Linked DNA regions of Homo sapiens: region 1 is linked to region 2. The links are chromatin loops, found by intact Hi-C in ENCODE. Cell type or tissue: testis. All regions are shown on one strand. Each heading gives the region's core, and the rest is flanking DNA. Links, peaks and the distances in the headings are about the cores only.

What was found. Hi-C counts contacts between places; a loop is a spot of excess contacts. Peaks named below come from ENCODE experiments on the same cell type or tissue, not always from the same donor. Only the 100,000 strongest peaks of a DNase experiment are listed, where the experiment ranks them.
Region 1: a loop joins it to region 2, with 6 times the contacts of the local background. A loop is called at or near these places in 85 of 110 quality-filtered maps.

What each region holds. Positions count from the first base shown.
Region 1 is chr3:129,928,712-129,944,851 of GRCh38, reverse strand. No RefSeq gene overlaps it. Among named protein-coding and RNA genes, the nearest start is that of TRH, 38 kb to the left of the region's middle. In testis, for the core only: CTCF peaks have their summits at 6,270 and 10,160 (motif pointing right); DNase peaks (open chromatin) are centred at 7,841 and 10,191; H3K27ac peaks cover 1,180 bases.
Region 2 is chr3:129,642,326-129,658,465 of GRCh38, reverse strand. It overlaps TMCC1 (transmembrane and coiled-coil domain family 1), which reads left to right. Exons shown (of 7, transcript NM_001017395.5): 6 at 3,363-3,498; 7 at 6,671-10,674. The coding sequence ends at 6,985. Among named protein-coding and RNA genes, the nearest start is that of PLXND1, 44 kb to the right of the region's middle. RefSeq lists an enhancer at 1-346 and a silencer at 6,566-6,860. In testis, for the core only: a CTCF peak has its summit at 8,005 (motif pointing left); a DNase peak (open chromatin) is centred at 8,025.

The sequences.
Region 1 (16,140 bases), core at 5,385-13,384, 280 kb before region 2:
TTCTACACAGCTGCCAGGCAGTTTTCTCAAAACCGAAGTCAGATCACGTCCCTTCACTTCTCAGAACCATCCTAGGGCTCCCTGTTTTGGGGAGAGTAAAAGCCAAAGTCCCTACAGTGGCCCGCAAGGCCCTGCACCACCACCTGCCTCCTGTACTCCTCTGTCCTCCCTCCCGCCACTCTCCCCTTAGCTCAGTGTCAGAGGACTTTTGTTGATACCTGAAAACACCATGCCCATTCCTGCCTCAGGGCCTTCGTACTTGCTGTTCCTTCCACCTGGACTGCTGGGCCCAGATCTTTGCTTGGCTCACTACCCACCTCTTTTGGACCCCTGCTTAAATGTTCCTCCTCCTGGCCATCCTGCACAGGACATCACATATGCATGCATGCACACACACGACACACATGGGTATATGGGCACGCACACATACACACACCTGTGCACATACCGACCAACCTTCTCTTAGTTGTTACCTAACACATTGTGTATTTAATGGTCTCTGTTTTTATCCGTCTCTCCCGCCAGAATGTAAATTCAGGAAGGCAAGGACTTTATCTTTTTTGCTCATTGCAGTGCTCTCGGCTTCCAGCACTGTTCCTGGTACCTGGTAGCTGCCATGAATTACTTTTTAAGTGAGTTCAGGCTGCAGCCATCGAGGCAAGGCACACTGGAAGACACACACATTCACACACACATTCACACACACATTCACCCAGACATACTCACACACATACACACACACACACACTCACACACATTCACATTTAAAAGCTAAACCAACTGGCCGGACATGGTGGTTTATGCCTGTAATCCCAGCACTTTGGGAGGCCAAGGTAGGCAGATCTCTTGAGCCCAGGAGTTTGAGACCAGCCTGGCCAACACGGTAAAACCCCATCTCTACTAAAAATCCAAAAATTAGCTGGGCATGGTGATGTGCGCCTGTGGTCCCAGCTATTCAGGAGGCTAAGGCGGGAGGATCCCTTGAGCCTGGAAGGCGGAGATTGCAGTGAGCTGCGATCGCACCGCTACACTCCAGCCTGGGCGACAGAGTGAGACTCTGTCTCAAAATTAATTAATTAAAAATTAAAAACAAATAAATAAAAGCTAAACAAACAAATGAACAGACAGACAGCTAGAATAAACTCCATGCCCCACTCCGCCCTGCTCCACAGTTACTGACTCATCATTCCTCGGGTGAAAACCTGGTTGGGACCGCTCTTCTTTTTGTCTGCCCAGCACTCACTGTCCCATCTTCTGAGACCACCCTGCCTTTCCTTTGGAGACCACCCCCAACCCCAATATCAGTCCAGGGGCATTGAGTGGACAGATCTATCTGCATACCAGAGGTGGCCTGTGACTGAGACCATATCCATGAGAGTTGCAGCAACTAGCTTCTGGATAGGCATATGACACAGTCTAGGCCAATCAGTGATCCCCAGGATGTCTGTGGAGTCACTGTGAATGAGGTCGTCTCTTGCTGGTGGTGGCTAAGTTGTTTTAGGGAGTCTGCCTGGAGCTGTGGGCAGCCACATTGCCACTGGGAGAAGGAAGGTGGCCTGGAACAGAATCACTACAGAGAGAGGCAGAGCTGAGAGATAAAGAGAGGCAGATGCATGATGACATCATTTGATGGACTTTTTAGTTACATGAGGGAATAACTTTTCATTTTTTCTTTTTTTTCTTTATTGTTTTAACTGTTAGGGCCTCACTCTGCTGCCCAGTCTGGAGTGCAGTGGTGTGATCACAGCTCACTGCAGCCTTGAACTCCCAGGCTCAAGCAATCCCCCGCTCTCAGCCTCCCGAGTAGCTGGAATTACAGGTGCATGCCACCACACCCAGTTAATTTTTTTTTAAAAGTGTTGTACAGATAAGGTGTCACCTTATTGCCCAGGCTGACCTCAAACTCCTGAGCTCAAGTGATCCTCTTGCTTCGGCCTCTCAAAATGTAAGGTTTACAGGCACGGGCCACTGCACCGGGCCCTCTTTTTTTCTTAACTCAATTTGAGGTGGGTTTCTGTTACTTGATCATGACTAAAACAATGTCTTGAGACGTGTTTCAGAATTTCAGACACTGTCACCCTGCCTCAGGCAAGGACACACTTCCCATGAAGCTCATTCCTTCTGCAAACCTTTGCTCAAGCCATGCCTCCCTCCCAGAGGGCCCTCCCGTTTCTATCCAAATCTTGCCAGTCTTTAAGGCCTGTCCTTTTCTTGAAGCCTGCCCTGATTGCACCCACTAGGACCTTTCCCTCCTCTGGCCTCCCTCAGCTGTTGGACACTGGGTCAGGCACAGTCCCCAGCTCCTCCCTCCTCCATCTCCTTTCAGCTTCCCACCACTCCTCAGTTCCAGGCAGCCCCGGGCACTCCTGGCCCCCGAGGTCCTGGCAGAGGAACCCAACCGGACCACTCAGGTCAACTTTGTGGCTCTGCTTCCCCATGGTGGTACAATTCGGAATTGCACTGAACTGTGCGGCCCTCCCTGAAACCCAGCTCCTCAAGTCCCCACCGAGAGCTGCCACACTGAGAGTTCTGTATTTTTACTTGCTTTGTCTGGCAATCTATCCCCTACCTCTTGGAATCCTTTTCATCAACACTTAGTGGGGTTTTGTTTGTTTGTTTATTTGTTTTTTGAGACAGTCTTGTCTCTGTCGCCAAGGCTGGAGTGCAGTGGTGCAATCATAGCTCGCTGCAGCCTCGCCTTCCTGGGCTCAAGCAATCCTTCCATTTCAGCCTCCTGAGTACCTGGGACTACAGGAGCATGCCACTCCATCCGACTTGAAGCTTAGATTTTTTTTTTTTGTGGGGGGGATGTATTCTCCCTCTGTCTCCCAGGCTGAAGTGCAGTGGCACAATCTCGGCTCACTGCAACCTCTGCCTCCTGGGTTCAAGCAGTTCTCCTGCCTCAGCGCCCCAAGTAGCTGGGATTACAGGCGTCCGCCACCACACCTGGTTAATTTTTGTGTCTTTGGTAGAGACGGGGTTTCACCATGTTGGTCAGGCTGGTCTTGAACTCCTGATCTCAGGTGATCCGCCTGCCTCAGCCTCCCAAAGTGCTGTGATTATAGGCATGAGCCACTGTGCCCAGCCAAAGCTTCGATTTTTTAAGACAGGCCTTTGGAGCCCTGTAAAAGGGGCTGCCACAACTTTACCCAGCCAATCGCAGCCATAAGAGAAAAAGGGCTCATTTCTCAAAAGAGGCCAGAAATTTGGGTTTTAGATGAAATTTCTTGATTTTTACAGGTTGGCAACCAATTCAAAGTTTATACATCACTATGTAGGTCAAACAAAACATATCTGGGGGCTGGGCATGGTGGCTCACGCCTATAATCTCAGCACTTTGGGAGGCCGAGGTGAGCAGATCAACTTGAGTCGAGGAGTTTGAGACCAGCCTGACCAACATGGTAAAACCCCATCACTACTAAAAATAGAAAAAATTAGCTGGGTGTGGTGGAGCATGCCTGTAATCCCAGCTACTTAGGAGATGGAGGCACAAGAATCGTTTGAGCCTGGGAGGCGGAGGTTGCAGTGAGCCAAGATCGCACCACTGCACTCCACCCTAGGTGACAGAGTAAGATCCTGTCTCAAACAAACAAACAAAACACATATGGAGGAAATTTGACAGGAAGACAACAATCCGTTTTTTTTATCTTGAGCTAAGTTTCCCATTTTGCAGACAAACTGAGACCCAGAGAGGACAATGAGGCCGTTTGGTCACAAGGCCCGCAGGTGACACTGTAGGACTGAACACCTGGTCTCTCCTTGCTCCTGGTGGTTTGCTGGACTCATGGGTGTTTGGTGGAACAGATCCTTCCCTCACATCCCTTGGAAAGAACCGACTCTGCTGACACCTCGATTTTGAGCTTCTGATCCCAGGTGAAGAGAATACATTTTGCTGCTTCAGGCACTCAGTGTGTGGCACTTTGTTATAGAAGTCCAAGGTGCATAATAGCCTGGAAGCTAGGTAGAAATCTGGGATTACTAGACTCTCGGAAGTTTCACATGTGAGAGTGTGGGGAAAGTCGCCCCAGCTTGCAGCCCACCCGCTTTCTCTTCCTGACCCCAGGCTTCATCCTCTACAGCTAAGGTCTTCACACACTTGCAGATGAACACCCCAACCTGCAGCTGTCCTTGGCCAACCTTCAGATTTAGTAGTACACACGCCAGAGTGATGCAGGTGAACCCCAAAGTTAGGGCTTAGCCTTGGTAGGTTCTTGGCTTCACTCAGGAAAGAATTCAAGAGCCAGCATCAGTGAAAGAAAGCAAGTTTATTAGAGCAGCAGTGTACAGCAAAACGCTGCCCTATAGACAGAGCAGAGCTCTGCCACAGGCAGAGGGGCCCAGAGTAGCACTCGTGCATTGCTGCCTAGCTCTTTTTAGACCCTCTCTTAATTATACGCTAAATAAAGGGTAGGTTATTCATGAACTTTCTGGAAAATGGGTGAGGAGTTCCAGGAATCATATAAGGTAACTTCCTGGGTGTTGCCATGCATTTGAAAACTGTCATGGGGCTGGTGGGAGTATCTTATGCAAATGTATTATAATTAGCATATAATGACTAATGAGGGCAACTAGAGGTTGCTTTCATCACCATCCTGGTCCTAGCTGGTTTGCACCAGTTTCTTTGCTATATCCTGCCTTGATTAGCAGGTCTGTAACTGAGGCTTGGAAAACAAGTCCTGCTGCTCTCCCATCTCGAGAGGATGGTCTGCCCTTAGGAGCGTGGGCTGGGAAAGAGGCCCACACAGGCCCTGGAAATGGGCTTCAGGACACTGGGACATGGGAACAGAGAATCTTCAGGTACTGAATACTCATGGCCTGGTCTAGAAGGGGATGGGGTGTGGTCCAAGAAGGGGTGTCCCCTGGGTCCTGCAAATTCCTTGCCCCATGGGAAGAGAAACAGCTGGAGGGGCTGCCTAAAGCACAGGGGCATTTCTAGGAGCAGGAAAGCAAGAGGTCATCAGGTCAGACTGGCTGAAGGAAGACTGAGGCGGGAGCTGAGAGCAGAGACTTCAACCATGACCATGCCTGGACTCTCCAGATAAAGCACTGGTGAAATCAAAGACCAACAATGTCAAGTATTGGCAAGACTGTGGAGCAACTGGAACTCTCATTCCCTGATGGAGGGAATGCAAAGTACAAGCTATAGCCACTTTTCCTCGTCATTTTACATGAAGGGCAGACATGCACTTAAGGTAGGACCCAGAAATTCTGCTTCTAGGCAGACTTATGTCCACAAAAGGCTGCCACAGGGAAGTTCATGCAGACATCCTCATAATTGCCAAAAGCCAGAAACAGCCCAATAGCCATCAATGGGTGTCTGAATAAACAAATTGTGATCAATTTACACAATGGCGCATCCATACAATAAAAAGAACAAACTACCTGTGCACACCACAGCATAGATGAATCTCAGAATCATTATACTGAGCAAAAAAAAAAAAAAAAAAAAAAAGAGTCCAGACATAAAATTCTACTAACTGGACGATCCTATTCATGTGAAATTCTAGGAGGGGTTTCATTGGTTTGCAGTAATAAAGGTCAGAACCGTGTTGGGGGAGCGGAAGGACAGTGCTCACCGAGAAGGGGCATGAGGGAGCCTGCTGGGAAACTGGAAGTGTTCTACTTCTTGGTGCAGGAGGGTAGATGCTATTTAAAAACCCTGATGTGGGTGGCACAGGAGGGTAGATGCTATACACTTCAGATTTTTACACTTTGACTTATATATACATATTTGATATATATGTTTTTGTATATGTATATGTATATACGTGTGTGTGTGTGTGTGTGTGTGTGTGTGTGTGTGTATAATCCCTCTACCCCAAGGCCGGATCAAGACCTCTGCAGGACCTGAGCTGACCAGATTGTGGAGTGCTCCACCCACTCCCCCAGTTATACCTTAAAGTGAAGCCGCCAACTCAGTGAAGAGACGATGAGAACAGGCACCCAGTGAGATGATGGCCTGAGCCTGGGCAAGGGCCTTGGGAACAGGGCAGGCAGCAGGGGCAGGCTGGGAAATATTGATTTAGGAGACAAGATGTGGGGGTGAGTGAGAGAAGAGGGCTGGGGGTGTCACTGAGATGAGGAGCTCGGAGATTCTGGTTGACAGTAAGGGAGGATGAATTCAGGGTGGAACCTGTTGATTCTGAAAGTCTGGGAGGCCACCCAGGTGGAGGTGCTCAGGAGGCAGCTGGTTAGATGGATGGTCTGAAGCCCAGGAGAGGAGGCAGGGATGGGGAGAAAAATCTGAACACCCTGCACCCACCGTTTGCCACCACCATTTGCCACCACCAGGTGTCCATGGGCCAAACTTGGCACACAGATAGGTATCATTTGGTCCTCAAGATGTTTTATAAACCTACACTAGTTCTCAGTGCTTGAAACATTGGAGAATTTCACTAAAAATCCAGATTTCTGGCTTCTCTTAAATAGTCAATTGGGCAGTAATGACATGCTTTCCCACGAGACAAAAACCAGCTGGAGAGCATTAGCCGGGACTTGAGCTCCCAGTAATCCCCAGTCCCCGTACTCTCTGTTGTCTCACAGCCTGCCCACTCCCAACTGTAGGCATTCATTCATACATTCATTCATTCAACAAATCACTGTCGAGTGTCTACTATGTGCCAGTGAACTGGACAGGGACAATGATCCCTGCCTTCCTAAAGCTCAAATTACGTGAAAGGAGACAAGACAATAAGCAGATAAATAACTAAAATACGCACGTAGCTGAGGGCAGCCAGAGAAAAATCAAGCAGGGGAGGGGCTGGGGTGCCAGGGTGGAGATGAGTATACGGGTTTCAATAGGTGGCCAGGGAAGGCCTCACCAAATAGGGACATTGAGCAAAGGCCTGAAGGAGGGGAGCAGGCGGACTGTGTGGATATTGGGAGGAGAAAGTTCCCAGCAGAGGGAGCAGCCATGCAAGGCCGCAGGGGCACAAGCGCTCACCGGTCAGAGGGGCAGCGAGGAGGCAGCGTCCGTCCGGTGAGTGAGGCCCAGATGAAACTGGGAGGACACATGGGCCAGGTGTTGAGGGGCTTTGAGGGCTACCTGGCCTTTACTCTGAGGGAGTGAGAGACACAGTTCTGAGCAGAGGCTGGAGGTGACAGAGTTTCACAGGACCTCTCTGGCTACTGTGTGGGGAGTGCAGATAGGGAGACCAGGGAGGAGCATTTTCCCCTTGCTTTAAAAAGAAAAAAACTGGCCAGGCGCAGTGGGTCATGCCTATAATCCCAGCACATTGGGAGGCCAAGGCGGGCGGATCACGAGGTCAAGAGATCGAGACCATCATGGCCAACACGGTGAAACCCCGTCTCTACTAAAAATACAAAAATTAGCCAGGCGTGGTGGCATGTGCCTGTAGTCCCAGCTACTCGGGAGGCTGAGGCAGGAGAATCACTTGAACCTGGGAAGCGGAGGTTGCAGTGAGCCGAGATTGTGCCACTGCACTCCAGCCTGGAGACAGAACAAGACTCGTCTCAAAAAAAAAAAAAAAAAAAAGAAAGAAAAAGAAAAAAACTGCAGTAAAACATAGGAGGCAGGAGAATAGAGTCTGCAGGCAGGGAACCTAAGGCAGGCAGCCTTATGCCTCACTCCGACTTCCTTGAACTAACTTGAAAGGAAAATCCTAACTTTCCATGCCTAAGTAAAAAACGACCAGAGGCTACTCCCTTTGCAAACCCCCAGCCTTTTCTGGACAGCAGATGGGAAATTGGCTGTCCACAACCAATCAGACTGATTGCCTGTTGAGTCTTCCTTCGCAACTTTGTAACTTCACTCCAGCCTCTGAATGGTTGCTGTCCACAACCAATCAGACTGATTGCAGCTGAGTCTTCTTTTGCATAGAAGTATAACTTTGTAACTTCACCCTAGCCTCTGATTGGTTGCAAAAACCACCTGACTGATCACGGGCTACCACTTCATTTACATGAGGTAAGCATGAAGTGCCCAGTGGGAAACTTCTAGAGGGTATTTTGACCCAAGAAGATTCTGTATGGCTGGCCCTTGAGCCGCTGCTCTTGCCGCTCCCACGCTGTGGAGTGTACTTTCGTTTTCAATAAATCCCTGCTTTTGTTCTTTTGTTGCTTCATTTTCTCTGCTTTGCTGGGCGTTTTGTTCAATTCTTTGTTCAAAACACCAAGAACCTGGACAATTGGCAGTCACGACCCTTTACCAGTGACACATATATAACATAAAATGTATTGTTTTAGCCATTTTAAGTGTTCAATTCAGCGGCGTTAAGTACATCCACAATGTCATATAGTCATCACTACTCTATATTTCCATAATGTTTCATCACCCCAAACAAAAACTCTGAACCCATTAAGCAATAACGCCCCATTCTCCCTTCCCCCCTGCAGTCCTTGGTAACCTGTAATTTACTTCCTGTACTGATGAATTTGCCTGTTCAAGACGTTTGATATAGGCTGGGCATGGTGGCTCACGCCTGTAATCCCAGCACTTTGGGAGGCTGAGGTGGGCGGATCACTTGAGGTCACGAGTTCGAGACCAGCCTGGCCAACATGGCGAAACCTCGTCTCTACTAAAAATATAAAGATTAGCCGGGCGATTAGCTGGCCATGGTGGCAGGCACCTGTAATCCCAGCTACTCGGGAGGCTGAGGCAGGAGAATCACTTGAACCCGGGAGGCAGAGGTTGCAGTGAGCCAAGATCACGTCATTGCACTCCAGCCTGGGTTGCAAGAGTGAAACTCCACCTCCAAAAAAAAAAAAAAAAAAGATGTTTGATATAAGTGGGATCATGCAACATTTGGCCTTTTGTATCTGGCTTATTCCACTAAACACAATGTTTTCAAGGTTCCTCCATGTTGATGGATGTATCAGTACTCATTCCTTTATTCCTTCTGATGGCTGAATAGTATTTCATTACATAGATATATTGCATTTCATCATCAGGTTCTCATGGTGAACCACTCATCTGTTGATAGCCATTTGGGTTATATCTAACTTTTGACTATTGTGAATACTGATATGAACATGGTTGTATAAGTATGTGTTTGATTCTCTACTTTCAGTTCTTTTGGGTATATACCCAGAAGTAGAATTCCTGGATCATATGGTAATTCTATGTTTAACTTTTCTTTCTTTCTTTTTTTTAGATACAGGGTCTCACTCTGTCACCCAGGCTGGAGTACAGTGGCACAATCACGGCTCACTGCAGCCTCAACCTCACAGGCTCAAGTGATACACTCACCTCAGCCTCCTGAGTAGCTGAGACTGCAGGCATGCACCACCATGCCCAGCTAATTTTTTCAATTTTTTATAGAGGTGGGGCCTCTCCGTGTTGCCCAGGCTGGTCTCAAACTCATAGGCTTAAGTGACCTTCCTGTCTTGGCCTCCTAAAATGCTGGGAATACGGGCATAAGCCGCTGCACCCAGCCTATGTTTAACTTTTTCAGAAATCACCATACTGTTTTCACAGCAGCTGCACCATTTTATCTTCCTACCAACAATGTATAAGCGTTCCAATTTCTCCACATCCTTACCACCACTTGTTATGTTTCATTTTTTAAATAAAAGCTGTGCTAATGGGTGTGAAAGGGTATCTCACTGCAGTTCTGATTCACATGGCCCTAATGACTAATGATGTTGAGCATCTTTTCCTGTGTTTGTTGTCCATTTGTGTATCTTCTTTGGAGAAATGTCTAGGGAGGAATCTTTTCCAATTGAGAGATGATGTTGGCTCACACCAGAGTAAGAGCAGAGAAAGTAGTGTGAAGTGGTCAGGCTCTAGGCATGTCTTTGGAGGATGGAGCAGACAGGGTTTGCTGATGGACTAAACGTAGGGTATAGGATAAATAAAGATGACTCTAGCATTTCAGGACTGAGAAATCACTGAGATGGAAGGCTTCAGGGTAAGCACGCTTGTGGGGAGGAAGAGGAGTTAGGTAGGATTCTGAGACCCCTGCAACTTGAGGATTGGAACCCTAGGAGGAATTTAATGCTTCGAGAAAGTGAACAGTGGGAGAAGAGAGGTTTCCTATCATTTACCACCAAGCTGTCTATGAGAACCTTCTAGGGTCACTTTTTCACTTTAGCAATTCCTGGTCACCTGGAGTCATTGGCCCGGCTAGACTCCCCAGTCTCATTCCTAGTTTGAGACCTTAGAGGTGGGAAATGTTCCTCAGGCTGCAGATCTAATTATGGCCTGCAGGTGGCACTGCAGAGCCAGAAATAACCAGGGCCCTGCGACGGTGGGCTACGGACCCGGGACCAAAAATTGGAGTTGAATTGTAGAAAAGCACAGTTCTCAAATCTTTGCACCAGCGGATTTGAGGACTCAAAGCAGTAAATGTCGAACCCAAGTTTTCAACGGGAAGGTCCCAGCGGGTAGCTGATTCCAAGAGACACATGCACGAGTTCATTTACCGCCGGTGAATAGTTACTGGGTATCTGTCGAGCACCTACTAAGGGCCACGCGGTGTGTTAGGTGCTGTGGATTCAGCCGTGACCAGGAAAGACTCAGTGCCTGCCTCAGAGTTGTATGGAGGCTGAAACAACAAGAAACACACCAACAAACAGATAAAATAATAAGATAACTACAGATTGCATTATAGGGGAAAGAAACGGGATTATGTGATGGAGAATAAGGGAGGAAGGGAATTATGTGAGGAGATGAAGCTTGGGTTGAGACCTGAAAGGTGAGAAGAACCCTGCAGCCTCTCCAGCGGCCCTTGCCAGATAAGTAAACTGGAGTTGAGAGGGAATCTCTCAGTTTCTGTGGTCGCACAGCCAATCACACCCAGCATCACTATTTGAAGTCAGGCCCTGCAGACTCTGAAAGGGGCTTGCTAATGGCTGTCGGGAAGACTGGGTGAAGTAATGAGGGCAAAGCCCTTAGGACAAAGCATGGCAGCTAATCGGTGATTTCTCAAATGGAAGCAGAGTTCTCAAAGAAACCTCCAGAACACACCCAGCCTTTCCTGCCTTTGCTGTGAGGCCAGTGGGAAAAAATGTAATGATGCCAGGTAAGACTTGCACCACTGACATTATAATGATGCAAACGTGTGTGCAAAGGTGAGGTGGAGACTCCTGGCTTCTTCAACTCTGAGAGAAAGACAGGGCCCCAGCCAGGAGACGTGTGCCCGGGAGCTCTGCCCTGACCCCCAGGAGTGGGCTGGGAGCAGGAGGCCAAGGACCCCAAGGGCGCAATCCAGGTGCTGGCCCTGAGCAGGTGAACTTCCCATGTGTGGGGACCTAGTACTCCCTGCCTGGAGGTACCTGACCTCCACATCCCACATTCCAGGGAGAACCAGGGCTTTCTCTCCAGCTGTGGTGGGCCACTCACTTGCCCCACTAAAGCTACAGAGACCCTCCTCACACACACTCACATGCTTACACATAAACACTCATTCACCCCATTTCCATTCACATGTCCACACACTCAGATGTGTGAACTCACACACACATACATGTGCTCATACCTTAATACTCAAACATTTATATCCACATGTTCATACACTCACACTCAGTCACTCACCCACGTACAGTTGCAGATACACTCAAATGTTCACAGGTTCACTCATACACTTAAACCCATGCTCAGTAATACACACATTTGTATAATCATAATTCAAACATATATATTCAATCTGCTCACACACATTTGCTCTCAAGCATTTACCTACAGTTACACACTCTCATGAACTCACACTCATCCACACACATAGTTACACACACAGATTCAAACATTCACAGGCTGATATATTTGTACATGCTGACTCACATCCAATGAACACACGCTCACAGACACTTGGCTATTCACACACATTCACACAACACACACATGCACACACCCACACTTCACTCACTTACTATTTATATTTCACAGTCATACATGTACTCATTTATATGCACATTCACACATGCTTGCAAAGATGTTGACTTACCCACTCAGCCATACCCGTATACACACAACATTCACACCTGCTCATACTCAGATTTGACTTACATACACACACTTATACTCAAGTGCTCAGACATTTACACTGATATACTCACATAGACTCACATATTCACACACATATGAATATTCATGCCCACACACTCAAACATTTACACACATTCACTCATCAGGGAGATGTGCCCAATCGTCTGACCAATCAGTAGCATCAGGAAGGCATTTCCTTTGTGTTCACATCTGCACCCTCTGTGGGTTAGTGTGCTGATTGAATGATGAGAGATTGCCCAAGAAAGGATCCTCGACTCTGCCAGGAGGTTCTTGTAGCATCTCCCCAAGAACACCTTTCTCCTTGGGGAGTAGCCCCTCACTGCTTGCCTTGGGGTCCCTGAGAATAATCGTGGGCTGAGAGTCAATGGAGCAAGGGCCAGGCGTGTGGTCTGAGAGGTAAGAAGGAATGAGAAGAAAGGGAATCACAGCCAGACATCTCAGGAAATCTCAGAACATACTCTATGAAATCATCATTCATTGGCCCCTTCCTCCCCCAAGTGTCAGAACCTTGTAGTACAAATAAATGAATATTTTTAGAGTGCTTACTCTGGGGGCCAAAGACCATAAGTCTAATCATCCACAGACCATCTCAGTCTACAGACCCTTTTCTTTGAGCTGCACATTTTTAAAATTTGAATTTCAAAAAATTAGCCAGGTGCAGTTGTGCACACCTGCGTTCCCAGCTACTTGGGAGGCTGAGATGGGAGAATTGCTTGAGCCCGGGAGTTTGAGACTGCAGTGAGCCATGATGGCACCACTGCACTCCAGTCTGGGGGATAGAGCGAGACCCTGTCTTTAAAAAAAAAAAAAAATGAATTCCAACGTCTTTGGCAGAAGAGAGGGCACTTCTGGAATGATCAAGTCAGGACCTCTGAAAATCCACTCCTCCGTAAGAGCAATGAGAACACTAGCAAAAATTGTCAAAATTGATGTTTTCAGTACTCCGGGAGTTAATCAAAGGCTTACAACAATGCAGGAGCATTTTTTTCAAGACAATCTCAGTAAGAACAGTGAGATTTGTGACATTTTAACTTGTCCTATTTCCATCTCCCTCTCCTAGTTCTGCAGTATTCTTGAAAACTGACAGCCTTACAATAATGATAGCCATGAGAACCAGCACCTTAGCAGCTGCTGGAGGGGAAAGAAGGGTTTGGAGCTTGCTAACAAGTCCCATCCCCAGAAAGTTGTCATCATTTGACCTGTCTGGAAGTTCCTTGGAAGTCCCTACTCTCAGAGCTTGCCTTTATTTGACCTGAGAGTTCAGTCAATGTGAACAGCCTTTACCCTGGGGACATTTGTCAAAAACCATCAACAGCAGTTGTTTAATATTGTAGCTGCCAGAGGCAGTGATAACAGATGGGGCAAACAAGAAGCTGACCAAAAAATTTAAAAGAAAAGTTAGGAATGAGATGTCCATTGGGGGCTTTGAAAAACTCCCACATATTTTTGGGGATCTAGACGGCTGTGCACATGTACAAGACTGTGCACTTTCCCAGGAAATACCTGATAAAACCATAATCCCTCACTGCTGGCTCACCTTGAGGCTCTGCTCAAGCAGGAAGTGAAGACTAAGGTAGTGTGGTAATGCTGGAATGTTGAAAGCATATCCTAACAACACACACAGAGTCCCTTGTCAAAGGCTGGTAGACTTACTGGTCCAGAGCATTCAAAGAAATCTCTGTCTGATATGGTTTGGCTCTGTGTCCCCACCTAAATCACATCTCAAACTATAATCCCCATGTGTCGTGGGAGGGAACTTGTGGGAGGTGATTAGATCATGGGGGCAGTTTTACCCCATGCTGTTCTCATGATAGTGAGTTCTCATGAGATCTGATTTTATGTGACAATTTTTCCTGCTCACACTCTTGCCTGCTGCCATGTAAGACATGCCTGCTTCCCCTTCCACTATGACTGTAAGATTCCTGAGGCCTCCCCAGCCACATGGAACTGTAAGCCGATTAAACTTATTTCCTTCAAAAAATTACCCAGTCTCAGATATTCTTTATAGTAGTGTGAAAACAGACTAATACACTGTCCAATCATTAGCTGACCACTAAGTTAACCAAGCAGAGACTTTAGTAAAACATGGCAAAGAATACAGACTTTACAGAATTAGTCCAGGAAAGACATTAAACAAACAGAGGCAGCAACAACAATGAACAGCAACAACAACAAACCCTGGGGAGGGAGACATCTGATTTCCAGAATTTTCACACTATATTATTCAAAATTTTGAATTTTTAACAACTTTCAAGGCACATAAAGAAACAGAAAAGTATGACCAATACCCAGGGGAAAAAAACAGGCAGTAGAAACTGTTCCTGAGGAAGGCCAGAACTTTGACTTAATAGAAAAATATTTAAATCAGCTATTTTAAATATATTCAAAGAAATTAAGGAAACTATGCCAAAAAAAGTGAAGGAAAGTGTGAGAACAGTGTCTCACCAATCAGAGAATACCAATAAAGAGATGTAAATTACTTTTGTAAAGAACCAAATAGAGGCCAGGCATGGTGGCTCATGCCTCTAATCCCAGCACTTTGGGAAGCCAAGGCGGGCAGATCACGAGGTCAGGAGATCGAGACCATCCTGGCCAACATGGTGAAACCCCTTCTCTACTAAAAATACAAAAAAAAAATTTAGCTGGGTGTCGTGGCGTGTACCTGTAATCCCAGCTGCTTGGGAGGCTGAGGCAGGAGAATCGCTTGAACCCAGGAGGTGGAGATTGCAGTGACCCGAGATCATGCCACTGCACTCCAGCCTGGGCAACAAGAGCAAGACTGTCAAACAAAACAAAACAAAACAAAACGAAAAAAAACAAATAGAAACTTTAAAATTGAAAAATATATAACAAGTTAACAATTCACTGGAGGGTTCAGCAGCAGATTTAAGCTGGCAGAAGAAAGAATCAGCTAATGTGAAGACTGGTCATTTGCAGTGATCTAGCCTGAGCAACAGAAAGAAAAAAAAATGAACAGAGCCTCAGATAACTGTGGGATACCGTAAAGTACACTAAAATACATATAATAGAGGCCTCAGGAGGAAATGAGAGGATAGTGAGAAAAAGGCAGAAGGAATATTTGAGACATGATGGCCAAAGACTTCCTAAATTTGATTTCTTTTCAAAACAGTAATCTACAAAATCAAGAAGCTCAACAGGTCCTCAAGTAGGATACATTCAAAAGATCCACTCCTAGACACATCATAATGAAACTATTGAAAGCCAAAGGCAATGAATGTAGGAAGTAGCAAGACAGAAAAAGACTCATCATATACAAGGGATCCTCAATAAGCTTAACAGCTGATTTCTCATCAGAAACCGTGGAGACAAGAAGGCAAAGGGATGGCATGTTCAAGGTGCTGAAAGACTCACCAAGGCTTGGTGCAGTGCCTCACACCTATAATCCCAGCACCTTAGGAGGCTGAGACAAGAGGATCACCTGAAGCCAGGGATTCAAGACAAGCCTGGGCAACAAAGCAAGATGATGTCTCTACAAAAAAAGTGAAATATTAGCCAGGCATGGTGGCACACACCTGTAGTCTTAGCTGTTTAGGAGGCTGAGGCAGGAGGATCACTTGAAACTGAAAGAAAGACTCAATCAAAAATTCTGTCTCTAGGAAAACTATCTCTCTCTTTTTCTTTCTTTCTTTTTGTGACAGGATTTCACTCTGTTGCCCAGGCTGGAGTGCAGTGGTGTGATCACAGCTCACTGCAACCTCAAACTTCTGAGCTCAGATGATCCTCCCACCTCAGCCTCCTAGGTAGCTGGGACTACAGGCATGTGCCACCATGCCTCACTAATTTTCATATATAATTTTTTTTTTAGAGATGAGGGTTTCACCATGTTGCCCAGGCTGGTCTCTAACTCCTGGGCTCAAGCGATCTGCCCACCTCAGCCTCCCAAAGTGCTGGGATTACAGGCATGAGCCACCACACCCGGCAGGCAGATGGATTTTAATCCAGTTATATACTGTTTACAAGAGATACACTTCAGATTCAAATATTCAAATAGATTGAAAGTAAAAGAATGAAAAAAATATACTATGCAAACAGTAATTAAAATACAGCTAGAGTGGCTATATACGATATCAGACAAAATAGGCTAAGACAAAAATTGTTGCTACAGACAAGGACATTTTATGATGATTAAAGTTTCAGTCCAGCAAGAAGACACA
Region 2 (16,140 bases), core at 3,043-11,042:
TCCCTGGCTAACAATGGTTTGATTTAAGCCCATCATAAATGGGAAATATTGTTTTCAGGAAGTAACCCCATCGTAAGTCAAAGAGTGTCTGTATATTATGAAAGGTCAGGTGAGAAGATGAGGAAAGGATAACAACAGCCTTCCTGCTCCTGTGAACTGTTTCTGCAGTAGGAAGGAAGTCCATGTTGTGGGAGTGAAGGCATAAGTCAGCCTATTTTGTAGTTTTGCCTAGGGCTCGGGATCTTCATATGCATACATGTAGTGAAAAGCAAAACTGTGTTCACATTTGTGTTTTATGTTCTAATGTTTCTGTGAGCATCCATCGATTGAAGGAGAAAGGAAGAAAGTGAACAGAAACTTGCCAGGTGGCAAATGACAAGCAGATTAGGATACAAAATATTGATACTTGACTTGTGAACAGCCAAGATGATATATTGTTGTACAGTGAACACTCGTATACATATGGGTTGTTTATACTTTTTGGCAATGATGATTAATGCTGGTGTGAACATTCATGTACAAGCTTTTGTATAGAAGAAATAAGTTTTCATTTCTTTTCAGTTATATCTGGGGTAGAATTGCTGAGTCATAAGGTAACTGTTAACTTTTTGAGGAGGTGCCAAACTGTTTTGCAGAGCAATTGTACCATTTTCCATTCCCAACAGCAGTATATGAGGGTTTAGATTTCTCCATGCCCTCACCAACTCTTATCTTTTTAATTGTAGGTTCATAATTTTTTATTATACTCCTCCTTCTCCCATCAACTCCACTTTGACATCAGACTCCAAACCATCACATCAGTGTAGCTCTTTCCAGCTCACTTTTGCTAAGTGATTTGGATCGCTAGCACTCTGACTCTGATTTCTTACTTATGAGGAGAGTTAGTTGATCTGGGTTTGTAGAGTTTCAAAATGGCATCACATTGTAAAGTTTAAGAACTTGGATTTTAAAGTCAAAACTGGATTCAAATCCTTGCTGCCCTACTTAATATTTTTGTGCCCTTGGGCAATTCACTTTAGAACTTCTCTGAGCTTCTGTTTCCTCATCTATAAAATGCAGATAATACCTTCTACCCTCTTGGGGTTGTTGAAATGAATTTGCATAGTAGGCACTGATTAAACTGTTGCTGTGGCTGCTATTTTTTAATCTGTTCTACTGGTATGTATGAGCCATGTTTAATATCAAATAAGATTCCTAAGAAGCCTGAAATTTGTAGGCTAAGAGGTTGTGTGGTAGCCTGTGGGACACATGCAGAGATCCCACATGTGTCTGCTTTTATCAAGATGTAGGCTGGTGACCACCACCCTGCTCCCCTCCCTGCCACCCAACAGTCCTTAGTTGAGGAGAGTAATTTCCTGCCAGATATAACCTTTCCCTTAAATCCCAAGAGACCAGCACTTTGGAATGCGGCTTTAAAAAAGTCTCTGGCCCCTCTCTGGTAAAGAGAGAGAATGATGAAACTATCAAACACCGAAAACACCACAGAAGAGTGGGCTAACATAGGACAGTCACGAAAAGACATTATGTTAACATTATCTTATGGCATTTTGTGAACTTAAATTTTGGTGGAAAATCAATTCTAGGGATGGGACCTGTTCCTGATCACGTACTCTGGGCAGCAGATGAAAGGAAAAGGCAGAGTCACAGAGAACTTTGACCCTAGTTATCCATCAAAAGTAGGACTGCTTTCTCATTAGCCTGTTCAGTCACTTCAATAACAGGAAGAGTTTCAGCATAAAAGAAGGCAGTATAGAGACTCCTATCAAGGATAAAGAAGAACTAAATAGAGTTTAGTAACATCGTAAAAAGGGTAAGACAATGCCTTTTAAAAAAATCCTTGTTTCTTAGAAAAGCAGTGGAGTTTAGGATATAATTATTTATTGCATAATTATTGGAAGGGAGAATGTTTATGATGCTGCAACATAAAAATTACCTTAAACACAGAAATTCATTATATTCTTTAAAAGTTTGTTTACATATTATAGATGTGATTAAAAAGAAGAAAGAAAGGAGATAGTTTTAGATGTGTGAGTTTGTTCTGGCATTTTTATTCTTTTAGTATGAAGTCCCTTGAGACTCACATGCTGGTGTTAATGTTAAATGTATGCTACCTGAGTGATAGTACATTCCCTGTTGGGATGAGAGCTACCCATCTGCCCTCTGCCTGACAGAGAGGTTTCCATTCTAGGCACCAGAAGCTAGACATATGTTTATTCTTCCCTTTTCTAGTGTTTTTTAAATGTGGAGTCTTCAACCTTTCTCCTATCTACTTAGCTCTTTAGTTCCTGGGACTCCACATACAACCTACCTCAGTCGGTCTTCTTCACCACTATGAGAAGACTCGTTTTCCTAAAAACACATATTCATCATGTGACTCCTCTGCTCAGTAGTCTTCTTTGGGCTCATTTAATATCAATTCTAGAATCCCAACTCTTCGGATCTTCCAGATTTCCCATTTTTTCCTCCAACATAGATGCACTATTCTAGTTATTCTGTACATTTATCATCCATTTCTCTCCAGCCCTTTACTCACATTCATTTTTCCACCTAGAATCTCTGATCTCATCCTTTAAACCTTTTCTAGGCTGGGCATGGTGGCTCACGCCTGTAATCCCAGCACTTTGGGAGACCAAGGCAGGCGATCACCGGCACTCTGTCTTATACCTCTACTGATCTTCTTTGTTTTACTTCTCCATATGGGAAATCATCTTGCCTCCCCCACTCCTTAGAGTACAAACTCCTGAGGGCAGGCACTCTGTCTTGCTTACCACAATATTCCCAGTACTTTGAACATGCCTGGTACATAGCAGGCTCTCAGTAAATATTTGTTGACAGAAGTGTCCCAGACACTTGTGTTTGGCCATGGGGATGATGGACCCCTCTGGCTCTGGCATTCTAGGGCTCTGAATCGCAAACATCCGGGTGAGTGAGCTGGCCAGTTCTGGAATAAGCTACTGGTGACTGCCAGAAGGTTGGTTTCCATTGGTGTGTTATCTTTTCATGAGGCTTGCTTAATTGTACCCTAGTTTTTGCCTCTCCCATATGTTGTTCAGAGGAGCCTAATGACTGTCTTAATATTATGGTTATGCTCAAAGCTAATCAGGGCTGCTGGCATCGCTGCAAATACTGTGTATTGAAAAGATTATGGAACAGCCATGTTGCCACGTGATTTGGCCTTGAGACAAGCTATCTTTTCCAGAGACTAAGAGCTATACCCACTGGCACACCCTGTTAACCCAGGCCACTCAATTTCTTTGTGCTTCTATTCCTTTGTAGAATGTGTTTTGGGAGTTGGATGTAAATAATGCCAGGAAAGATATTCACAGAATTCATAAAATTCTAAACTTTTTTTTTCTCCTTAGATGTGAACGATTGGAAGAACAGCTAAATGACCTAACAGAGCTCCACCAGAATGAAATCTTGAACTTGAAGCAGGAACTGGCAAGCATGGAAGAAAAAATCGCGTATCAGTCCTATGAACGGGCCCGGGACATCCAGGTTAGTATGAAGGAAAAGGTGTAAATGCAAAATACAGTAGGGTTAGAAAGAAAAAAGGAAAACAGCGGAAGGAAAAAAGATGAGAAGGTAGAGAACAAAGAAAAGCTTATACCAACTGTGTAAGAGTATACCTACTCTTAAAATGATTGAGATGCATTTCTCAAAAGTTTATACCATTTTGGGTTGGTATGTCTGCTTGGTACTTGGGAAATGTTTCTTAGGATCACAGTAATCTCAGTGTATGGAAAACCACATGAATCCTATTTGTCCATTACTGCTTCAAAAGCAGCTCTGACAAGTATTTGGGCCATTTTGTCCTTGTCTTCTCCTTCTGTGGGAAAGGGGGCTTTTATTCCAGCTGCCAAATCCAAATCTCATATAGGCACATTGCCTGACAGTTTGCAAGAATAACCCGTGAGGCAGTAATGTTTAATTAAGGCTAATAGCCCATCTATTTTATTCTGTGAGGAAGTAGAATATTTAATTTTTTCTTATTTCTATATGGAGGTATTTAGGGAATAGTTCTTAGTGGTTTCATATGAAAGCATTTTGAAAGACACTAGTCTCAGAGAAGGGAAGTGGGCCAGAAAACTTGTATTACAACAGCCTAAAAGAATCAAGGGAATGTCTAGATCATTTACCCAGATGCCATCTTCTTCAGGCCCTGCTTATGTTTTAATTATTTTTTCCTAAGATCCTTCTGGACTGGACAGCATCCATTGTCTGTCTATAGTTGGCGTCAGTCTGAAGTTGCCCAAGCCTTACCTCAAATCCCAGGAAACCAGGACCAGAAAAACTCAAGGCTCAGACCAACTTTGGAGGATATCTGACCATAGCTAGGGAAATAGGTTCTATCCCTTGAATACTTTGGAATTAATTTAAACTCATGAGTGAAGGCTATGACCTTGAGGAGAACAGACACTTTTTTTGGGGGGGTTGGGGGGAGGTGTGGGAATTAGGCGTATGTTAAATGGAAGCTTTTTTCTAATTGCATATGTTATAAGACAAGTTGTTATTAGTTACTGGTAATTCTAAACATTAGACTCATTAATGTATTAGCACTTTATGTCACTAATGCATTACTAATGTTTCATTAATGTATTAGTATTTTACACTATTTTCAAGTTTTTTTAGTAATTGAGCGATACAGAATATACAATCAGGTCTTGGTAATATAGACTTTTAAATTAAATAATATAAAGTTAAAAAATAGCAAGAACAGGCCGGGCATGGTGGCGCACGCCTGTAATCCCAGGGGATTTGGGATTTTGGGAGGCCGAGGCGGGCGGATCACAAGGTCAGGAGATCAAGACCATCCTAACACGGTGAAACCCCATCTCTACTAAAAATACAAAAATTAGCCGGGCATGTTGGCGGGCACCTGTAGTCCCAGCTACTCAGGAGGCTGAGGCAGAAGAATGGCCTGAACCTGGGAGGTGGAGCTGGCAGTGAGCTGAGATCGCGCCGCTGCACTCTAGCCTGGGTGACAGAGCGAGACTCCGTCTCAAAAAAATAGCAAGAATAGACACTTTTAATGTTTGGTCTAGTGTGTGGGCATAGTGTCCTCTTTACAGAGGATCAAACTAAAGGAGAGTGTGCCCTTCTTAAGAAGGCAGATCAGAGATCCCTTTCCACTGATGTCAGGGATTGACTTGACTTAGAAAACACCAGGTAGTGTGTATAAGGAAGCATGTTCAAAGAATGTTCACTGCATCATTGTTATAGTGGAAAAGTTGAAAACAACCTAAAAATCCCCAAGGGGGAACTAGCTGCATATATTATAACATAGCCTAGCCATACTATAAAATGCCAGGCAGCAGTTAAAAAAAAATGAGGTAGATTCTGTGTATTGACATGGAGAGATCACCAAGACCCACTGTTGAATGAAAAAAAAAGCAAGTTGTGAATCGATTCCTATAGTGTGATACTATTCCATGTTTGGAAAAGCCAAACCCTGTAAAATATTTTAAAGAGGTTTATTCTGAGCCAATACAAGTAACCATGGCCTGGGGAACACAGTCTGAAGAGGTCCTGAGAAAATATGCCTGAAGCAGTTGGGTTACAGTTTGGCTTTATACATTTCAGGGAGACAGGAATTGTAGGTAAAATCCTAAATCAACACATGGAAAGTATACATTGGTTTGGCCCAAAAAGGTGGGCCATCTCTAAGTAGGGGCTAACAAGTCATAGTGGGCTTTAGGAATTTTTTAGCTGGCAGTCGGTTGAAAGAGTTAAGCTTTGTGTAAAGACTTGAAGCCAGTACAAAAATGCCTAAGTTAACGGAGTCTGTTGTCTGTCATGTGATGCTATACCTGAGTCAGGTTGGAAAGAAAGCCACATTAACACCAGTTAATTTTTTTAAAAACTGATGAGATTTTATGGTTTATAGGGTGAGATTTAACCTTGTCTGGCATGGCCTTAGGTCTTGTTTATAATTTGATGTCTTACTGCCACAAAGAGTCCATTCTGTCAGTCTTATGATCTCTATTTTCACATTAATGCTGGTCATTTGTGCCACAACTCAAAAAGGGAGGGGATATAATAAGGCATGTCCAGCCTCTTTCCCATCATTGCCAAGAACTCACTTTTTCAGGTTTCTTTGGGGTCCACTTTGGCCAAGAGGGAGTCCGTTCATTTGGCTGGGGGTCTTAGGATTTTATTTTTAGTTTACAGATAGGAAATAAAAATAATAATTCCGTATATTTTCCTTGACACATATATGCATACACTTACACACATAAAAGGGTGAACACAAACAGTACTGCCTCAGGGACAGGGATTGGAATTGAAGGAAATGTCAAGAGAGACTATCCTATTTGAAATTTTTTATGTTGAACAAATATATTCTGTGCAACTTAGATTAATTTTCAATGAAAAAAGAGCATATATTTGTGGTCTTGTCATTAAAATGTTCTAGACTAAATAAATGTTAAGTGTGGCCACTGCTTCCTGTGACTCATCCCACTGGAATGCAGTGGAGGGCAATTTGGGGGAATAATAATCACTTGAATAGTGAGTTATACATCTAGCCTTTTACATTCATTCAAGGCTCCAGCATATTTATAAAATCATTGGCATTGCTCAAGATGCATCTGGCTTGCCCAGGGGGCATGTCAGCATCTCAGAATACTTGTGAGCAGAAGGCTTAACTCTTCCCTGTTCTGGCCCACAGGAGGCCCTGGAGGCATGCCAGACGCGCATCTCCAAGATGGAGCTGCAGCAGCAGCAGCAGCAGGTGGTGCAGCTAGAAGGGCTGGAGAATGCCACTGCCCGGAACCTTCTGGGCAAACTCATCAACATCCTCCTGGCTGTCATGGCAGTCCTTTTGGTCTTTGTCTCCACTGTAGCCAACTGTGTGGTCCCCCTCATGAAGACTCGCAACAGGACGTTCAGCACTTTATTCCTTGTGGTTTTTATTGCCTTTCTCTGGAAGCACTGGGACGCCCTCTTCAGCTATGTGGAACGGTTCTTTTCATCCCCTAGATGATGCTGGCACAGAAGGCATTGTTCCCTACCCTCTGGCGAGTGCATGCAGCAGAGAGTTAGACAGCAACTTACCTACTCTGAAGTTTTCTACAACAAAAAAAGAGTTGAGTGAATCTGTTTACATTTAGAATAATGTTTTTTTCTTCAAGAGACGCAATTGCAATAGTATTTTTTAGATTTTATCCAAGAAGTTTTTTGGGCGAAAATCTTGGATCATTTTTATGTAGCATGATTTTCCTTGGGATGCAAATCTTAAAACAGTCCTTTAATATGAACCAACAATCTGGAGCACACCGAAGGGCAATCTAAATTGTGGCTTGAAGGACTGCACTAAAACCCACTAAAAAGATGCGAAAACCTGATGAGGGCAAACCAGTTAAACCTAACACCCTGCCTTGTCTGGGCTCATCACCTCTCCCTATCCCAGACTAACTTTACTGTGAAATCCTACCACATTCCATGTCTGAATTTTTGGATTCGGGGTGGATTTTCGTTGTCCGTGGAAGAACACATGGATCTCTCTGGCTTTCTCACCCAAGTTGGCCACTTACGCTAATCCTGGAAGTATGATCACTTTTGAACCTGCCCCTTAACCTTGACGAGGATACAAAAGTGAAAGCATCATCCCCCAAAGGATCACTGCACAGTCCTACTACAGTATTTTTAAGTAGCCCTCTAAATACTTAATTTTAAGCAAAATCCCTTGGCCGCACTTTTAAGGTTTTTTTATATGTGTATAGTTACCAACCTAAAAATAAAAAATCCGAACAGCATACTTGAAGAATGTAATACTCAAACTCTCAGTGCTTCCTTATGGTTTCTAATAGGATTTTTTATTATTGTTATTATTATTATTGGGTTTTTTTGGACAGGGTTGGGAGGGTCTTTTATTTTTCCTTTGAAATAAAGAAGTGATGTTTTTAAATGAAGAAATGTGTGGATATTTAAGTGTGCTGCTCCCTCTTGTCTTGAAACAGTTTGAGTAAGAAAGTCTTGCTGTAAATGCTGCCCTCTGCCGCCTTTGTTTTGAGATGCAGTTTAAACTCCCTCTGGCTGCTGCTGCTGCTTTTTGGTGTCCCGACATACCTACGCCCCCGTTTTATGGGTTTGGCTTAGTTGAAGAGGAAAGGGTTGTGCAAGGAGAGCAGGAGGCTGTTTCCAAAAACCAGTGTAGTAGGATAGGGATTTTTTTTTTTTTTTTTTGCCCCAAGAAAACGTTCACCCAGTGATCTTGGGCTGGGGTTGTCTTTAGGAAAAGTTGAGACTATAAGAGTCATAAATAAGTCCTTGTGTTTCCTTAATTTATTTTGTTAACACCCCTAATTACAACCAAAGTGATGATGTGGAGTCTTCTGTCTTCATTTTGGCCCCAGCATTCTTAATTTCAAAGCTTTATTCTGTCTGCCTAAGAGAATCAACCAAAGGTGATTCTCCTAAAGAGCAGTGAAGGAAATGTCAGGTTAGCAGGACCCAAGTTTTGGGTGTGAAATGTTGCCAGCTTCCTATAATGTAAACGGACTTGTTAACCTAACCTAATTATGCTCAGTGGACTTCTATAGATGGTTTTGAAAAATGAACTGAGCTGCCTTCCCCCGTCGCATAACCAGTTCCATCATCCTGGTGGAACTTGAACATTTAGAGTTTATCTAGAGAGCTTGGTTAATCTTTCCATATTATTTGTAGTATTGGTCACAAATGCTGTTCCCTCTTAGCCTCATTCTGTGCAACCAAGTGCATATAAGATGCCCTGAAAAGAGTAACAAAGTATGCTTTGCCTGTTTCCACTTACCAGGAAATTCCTTCAGAACTAGATTAGCATTGCCCTGCCTGTCTGAAAGGACAGTTTACCTAATGGTGCCAGCCTCCTTTTGCTTTGGCAAGCTGGATTTCTCAGAGCCAGCATGTTGTTTCCATAACTACTTTGATATTTTAACTCAGGTACTCCAGTCTTCACCCCAACCTCAGCTGATTGTAGTACACCTGCTAGCTCTGTTGCCCCCTCAAAACTGCACCCAGAGCAGGGCCACAAGGGTGCTTTTTTTCTTTAAAAAAAAAAAAATTAGAACCAATTCATGTTCATGCCAAAAACAAATTGTCCCCAAGCCTATATGTATTAAAATGTTAACTTTGCCTAAAAATATTGCAGTGACTTTTTAGGCAGGAGTGCCAAAGGACACTATGAACTTTTTGAACTGACAGTTTCTCCTAACTTTCTGCTTTAGCGTAATTGCTCAGAGTAGAGAGCCCCCACAAAGTTATTTAAAAGATGCCCTAGCAGCAATCCACCAGTTTTTCTAAGCTAGAACCTTTGAGTCCCCCAAACTGCCTGAAGACTTAAGTTTTGTGGGCACTGGAAGTCACTTTGATAGATGGATTGAAACTGTTCCTATTTGCCCTGGGACGGTTTCTATCTATCAAAGGAAGGTTTTCACCTGTAGAAAGCCCCCTGCCTCCAGCCAAATAGTCCCATGCTGACTTTCTATCTTCCTTTCTCAAACTGTCTTAGGAAGGACCTTCAGTGCAGATCAGGTGCAGTAATGGCTTTCTTGTCCCTTAATTATTCACCAGACCCAGAAGTTGTACGCATTTAATGCTGTTTGTAACCATGCATCTGTTTTCATTCTTTGCTGTACCTTTTGCTGCCCATCCTGTTACTTTTGAGTTTCTTTCATTGTGGTTGTTCTTGGGTTCTTTTGTCTTGTCAGAGCTCTTCTATAACCTCGCTCTAATGGCTTAACAGTTGTTCTGGGTGGAAACGTCCCCTCATTTGAATGCTCCTCTAAAAAAAAAAGAAAAGAAAACTGTATTCATTCCCTTTAAAATGAAACATTCCTGGTTTATTTGTCCATGCCTCTAGCCTGGGTGAGTGAAGCTGGCTGTGTTGGCCTGGGTGATTGTTCAGGTTGTAGAATGCGCATTTTACATTGTTTATGATAATTGAAGGGTACTTCTGTCTGCTCCAATTTCCATTCCTTGGTATACTCAGTATGTCCTAGTAAGGAAGGCTTTCCACTCTACTGGCTCCTTAAGAAGCAAAAGTAGGTTAAATTTTATACTTCACTGACTAGGGTCTTCTCTCTCCCCTGTTCTGAATGGAGTAAAAGTCTGATGCCAAGACAAATATTGGGAGCGAGCCTTCCTCACTAGCCATGTCCAAATAATGAGCGTATTTTCATGTGGTCTTCACTGCATTTGGTTTTGTTTCTGATTTCATGTTCCTTTGAGGTACAGTCAGATGAAAATGCTGAGTTCTGAGAGAGTTCCAATGAGGAGCTGCCTTTCAGCTTTGGAAAATATGCAACTAAAACAAAACCAAACATTATTGTAATCTGACACAGGCAAAATTATGGTTCCCACACCCCAACCCCAAATGAAACCTGGGATTTTGAATGTGGCTCTAAGAGTTAACATTGCTGTCTGTATGTCGTGTATGCTAGGTGATATCCTCAGTAGGGATTGACTACTAGACTGTGTGTTTTATCAAAGTGTGTAAGAATAAAAACTCACTTGCACGAATTGAAACGTAAAGAAATGACACTTGTGAACGTGTGAACGTTAACACTGTAGTTGATAGATCTTAAGCTGCTAATTGTTGAGAGAGATTTAAATTTATGTTCTGTCTGGTCGCTGCAGATTCTCAGCAGCACTTTTACTGTATATAGAAATTGAAATAAAGACCTCAGCTATTAACCTGGTGGTCAGACTCATGTTTGTTTTGCTTTTTATTTTTGAAACATTTAACATATGTAGTTCTACATGCATGTAATGCATTATTATCCAGCCTAGTGCCACCTGTAGTTTTGTTATAAAAGTAGTAATTTCTATTAGGACTTTTTCCTGATGATCTCTGGGAGGCCTCTGGAAATCCTGAAGTCCTAAACTTGCCTTTGACCTGGTACCAAGCAGAGACATGATGATTCGGTCCTTCACAGCTCCAGTCTGAATGTCGAGAGCTTTAGTCCCACTTCTGGCTTGCTAGCTGTGTGCCTCTTACCCCATGTATAAACTAGTGATACCACACCACCCAACTTGATCCTACAGGTGGATGTTGTGAGAGCAAGGGATACATCTTGTGAAATCTTTGAAAATTCCCCTTAAAATATGGGCCAGGCTGCCATGTACAGATATGCAGGTTGTATATTGCCCAACCCTGCGGGGGCTTCATAAGTCTGATAAACTGTGAACAACATCCAGGAGTTGTGTAGTGCATACGGGACACATAGAGCTGCCATGATAATGGGCGATACATAATTTCAAAACCTGCTTTATTTTTATCCTTTAAAAACCTTGGAGACTTACTGAATGCCAGTAAAAACTGGGTGTGGTGGCTCTCACACCTGTAATCCCAAAACTTTGGGAGGACAAGGTTGGAGGATTACTTGAGGCCAGGAGTTTGATACCAACCTGGGCAACATAGTGAGACCCCTATCTCTACAAAAAATAAATTTAGCTAGGTGTGGTGGCAGGCACCTGTAGTCCCAGCTACTCAGGAGGCTGAGGTGATAGCATCACTCGAGCCCAGGAGTTTGAGATTACAGTGAGCTATGATTACACCACTGCACTCTAGGCTAGGTGGCAGAGCGAGACCCTGTCTCAAAAAAAGAAAACTTCAGAGAGTGGAAGGCAGATGACATAAATTTGAGAAGCTGTGGTGTAGAAAACAGATTGGGGAGGCAGAGGAAGGTATGGTCAACTAGAAATGCATGCTTCACCTGAAGGGTTCAAATATACTTAAATCCTATGGTCCAAACTAAACATTTAGCTGACTTGTAGCCCCAAGTCTATAGTGAAGAATAGCTAACGTTTATTGAGTATTTACTGAGTGCCAGACATCATTCAGTTTTATCAGTCAATTCTCCCCCACAGTCTTATGCAGGAGATATCCTCATTGTTTAGGTAAGAACTCTGAAGCTTGGGTTAAATGGCTTGCCCAAAATTAATGTTAGGAAATGGTAAATTAATGCAATGGAAAATAGGTCTATGCGACATATATAACAAAAAATGAGCGTCCACAATATTTAAGACTACAAATCAATAATCATCTTTCCTATTGGTAACAGCTCAATAGAAAAGACAGGCAATAGTTATAAACAGAGAGCTTATAGAAAAATGACCAATAAGCGGCTGGGCGCGGTGGCTCACGCCTGTAATCCCAGCACTTTGGGAGGCTGAGGCGGGTGGATCACGAGGTCAGGAGATCGAGACCATCCTGGCTAACATGGTGAAACCCCGTCTCTACTAAAAAGACAAAAAAATTAGCCGGGCATGGTGGTAGGCGCCTGTAGTCCCAGCTACTCGGGAGGCTGAGGCAGGAGAATGGCGTGAACCCAGGAAGCGGAGCTTGCAGTGAGCCGAGATGGTGTCGCTGCACTCCAGCAGCCAGGGCGACAGAGCGAGACTCTGTCTCAAAAAAAAAAAAAGAAAAGAAAAATGACCAATAAGCATACCAGAAAATTGTTCAGCCTCCTGTATAATCAGTGCATTAAGATTTAAAAAGCCAACTGTGGAACAATATATTGTCTCCCATTTATGTTGAGAATATGTATATTTGTGTAAATATATGCATGTGGATGTGTAAAAACTTTGCATTAAACTTTCCCGTTATTTTGGGAAGGGAGAGGGAGGAACAGTGGTTAAGCAGCACTTTCATGCTTGGCTTCTATAAAGTATGAATCTCTTTGAAGAAAATGTATTTGTGTATTTTTTAAATTAAATATATCAAAAACTTAAAAATAGGTCCAGTGAGAAGTGAAAAAAGAATTGATAGTGTTCCTAATGACAGATCATACTAGACCATCTTTTGCCTCCAGATTGCCTTAGAGGGGGCTCTAGACCAAGTTTGGGCCACCCCTTGAGCTTTCTTCCAGCCCTGGATTTCTAGGCTTGGGGGTCACATAGATGTCCCGCTGCCAGAAGCCCTGCGGGCTGAGAAGGAGGAGCACGTGCAGAGGTGACAGCAGCAGCTGGTACCTCCTATTTAGCCAGCAGCACTTAAGAGCCACTCTATACAAGACTGGGCTGTGGAAAAAGGAACTTAGTAGAATGAAATACATGTGGTAAAGAGGCAGAAGACGTGTGGGAGCAAAGAGGAGGAAGCAATTCTAACAGAGCAATAGGGAAAGGCTCAACGGAGGAGGCCATGGTATCTGGACTGAAAGATGGTGGCTTTATGATGAGCAGAAATAGGTGAGGGGGCATTTCTATTGGAGGTATTAGCAAAACCACAGAGGTGAAAACGGCCTAGGTGAGCAGTTCAAGCAATGGATAAGGAGCCTTAAGTGACTGGTAGGGTGCCTGAAAGAATGTGTGAGAATCATATGTGGGGGCCAAGTTGCAAGAAATCTTGAATACCACGCTAAAGGTTTACCTTGTGACTACAAGAGAAGCCATTACAGGTGTTGAAAGGTGACCCAGCCTTCTGTTTAATTACAGCCCTTTGAGAAGAAACCAGAAACCTGTTTTTCAGGTCATCCCAATCAGTTGGGTGTTTGAGGAATGGTGTCCAAGGTATTTGGTCTTTTGCCTATTGATCCTGTAAGTAGAGGCTCTTCACAGTTTTTTGATAAGTGGAAAAAGGGTGTAGGCAACTCAGAGTTCAGTTCTTTTAAAAAAAAAAAATCCCTGGGCCAGGCGCTGTGGCTCACGCCTGTAATCCCAGCACTTTGGGAGGCCGAGGCAGGCGGATCACGAGGTCAAGAGATGGAGACCATTCTGGCCAACATGGTGAAACCCCGTCACTACTAAAAGTACAAAAATTAGCTGGGCGTGGTGGCACTCACCTGTAGTCCCAGCTACTTGGGAGGCTGAGGCAGGAGAATTGCTTGAACCTGGGAGGCGGAGGTTGCAGTGAGCCGAGATCACGCCACTGCACTCCAGCCTAGCGACAGAGCAAGACTCCATCTCAAAAAAAAAAAAAAAATCCCTGTCACCTTTGGTATTACAATCCTTAAATCCCAGAGCAAGAGTACTTGACAAAATTTATTCATGCTTCTGTCTTACTGAATGTTTAAGCTGTTCAAGAGAATATTCTTTATCTGTTGAAAGAATTCAGTTCAATAGTTTTCGAGACTGTATTAAAAGGTGCAACAAATCATGATGAAAATGAATTATGTTAAATTTTGCCTAAAGCTGCTTCTGTACATATCTTAAGTTTGGCCTAAAGGTTTCTCCATACATAGGGAACTGTAACCTAGCCAGGCATAAGCAGATTGGAACCTACTCTTGTAACGAGTAGCCAAGTCTCCGCCAATCACAGCAGCCGAACTTCAGTCAACCACAGGCAGCCAACTGTTGAAATAAGGTACAAGCCCAGAATAAGTTTAACAAGAATAAGTGAGGTCTGCATACCTCACTTCAATTTTTTATACACCACTTGCCTTTTTCTGTCCATAAATGTTACTTAGCCATATGGCAGCCCCAGACTCTCACTGACCTGTCCTGGTCTTAGGGGCTGCCCAATTCATGAATCATTCTTTGTTAAATTTAACTTGTCTAAAGTTTTTATTTTAAGTATTTTATTTTATTTTATTTCATCTCATTTTATTTTGACAGAGTCTTGCTCTGTCGCCCAGGCTGGAGTGCAGTGGCACGATCTTGGCTCACTGCAACCTCCATCTCCCAGGTTCAAGTGATTCTCCTGCCTCAGCCTCCCAAGTAGCTGGGATTATAGGCCTGTGCCACCACACCGAGCTAATTTTTTGTATTTTTTAGTAGAGACGGGGTTTCACCATGTTGGCCAGGCTGGTCGCTGGTCTCGAACTCCTGACCTCAGGTGATCCACCCACCTCAGCCTCCCAAAGTGCTGGGATTATAGGCATGAACCACCGCGCCTGGCCTCTTTTAAGAATTTTAATAACCACTTTACCTTAACAGAAGGTTGTGAAGGTTATGAGGATTAAATGAAAATTGTACAGAGCCTAGCCCAGCATCTGGCAAGAGAAAGTGCTATACCATGATCTTGATTATTAGTAGACTGAGAATTCCTAGAGGACAGGCACCTGTGTCACTCATCTAACTCTCTTCAGAATATAGCACATCTCCCATTCTTACCAACGAAGAGCCCAGTAGCCAGAATTTGGGCTATCCTCAGCCAGCCCTGGCTCTTAAGTTGGTTTGGGGAACCAAAAAATCAGTATGTGTCAGAGAATGGGCTGGCCATGGGGACAAGAAAAGAATATCGTGTCCATAAGAACAAAAACTCGCAAATGGGGCCAGGCACAGTGGCTCACGCCTGTAATCTCAACACTTTGGGAGGCCAAGGCAGGTGGATTGGTTGAGGCCCAGAGTTCAAGACTAGCCTGGGCAACATAGACTCTATCTCAAAAACAAAACAAAACGAAACAAAAAAGCCTTTGCGAGTGAATACACATATAATTGGCTGATAATCTATTTTACTTATAATTTCTTAACCAGCACAGTGACAGGGACGTTGTCAGTTTGTGGCTATGTCCTAAGTGCCTGAAACAATGCCTGGCCCAGAATTGGTGCTCATTAAAAAGTGGAACTTAAAAAATTGCTATTAATTGAGTCCCTATTCTGTGCCAGGCACAGTGCCACTTGTTATGCTTCTGATTGTTTCAACCGTTCTAAAGAGGAGGTGGTATAACTTCCATTTTTCAGATGAAACCAAAAGCTTGGGAAGGTTGTTTGCATTTTATCTTGTGGACAAGCTGTTTCACTAGTAAATGGCAAAGTCAGGATTTGAACTTGGTTGAGTTTGATTCTAAAGCCCATGCAATTTCTGCTATTCCATTTTGTTGGGCAAGGAATCAAGAATTGTGGATTTCAGACTTTGTGTAATCTTGAGAAGGCAAGGATCTGACTTCTTCTGGATCTCTGTGTCCCTGCTGTAAAGTCACCTTAGTTCTCCTCCAGCAATCAAATAATAAAACAATTATTTGGTGCCGAGCTCACGATCTCCCTATGAGCATTGGCCATGGCCACCGAAAGGGTTAAACATCAGGACAGGACAAGGTGGGAATTTATAGCTGAAATCTAGGCATGACCATAACAGGATTGTGTGTGTGGCAGAGGGGAGGGGGAGCAGGGGATGGATTTGAGGCAAATGTACAAAATGTCTGCATGGTGGTGGGTACCAGTATTCTTACTGTATGAAGTATTTCAGAATCTAAAAGAGAAAATAAAATATAAGGAATC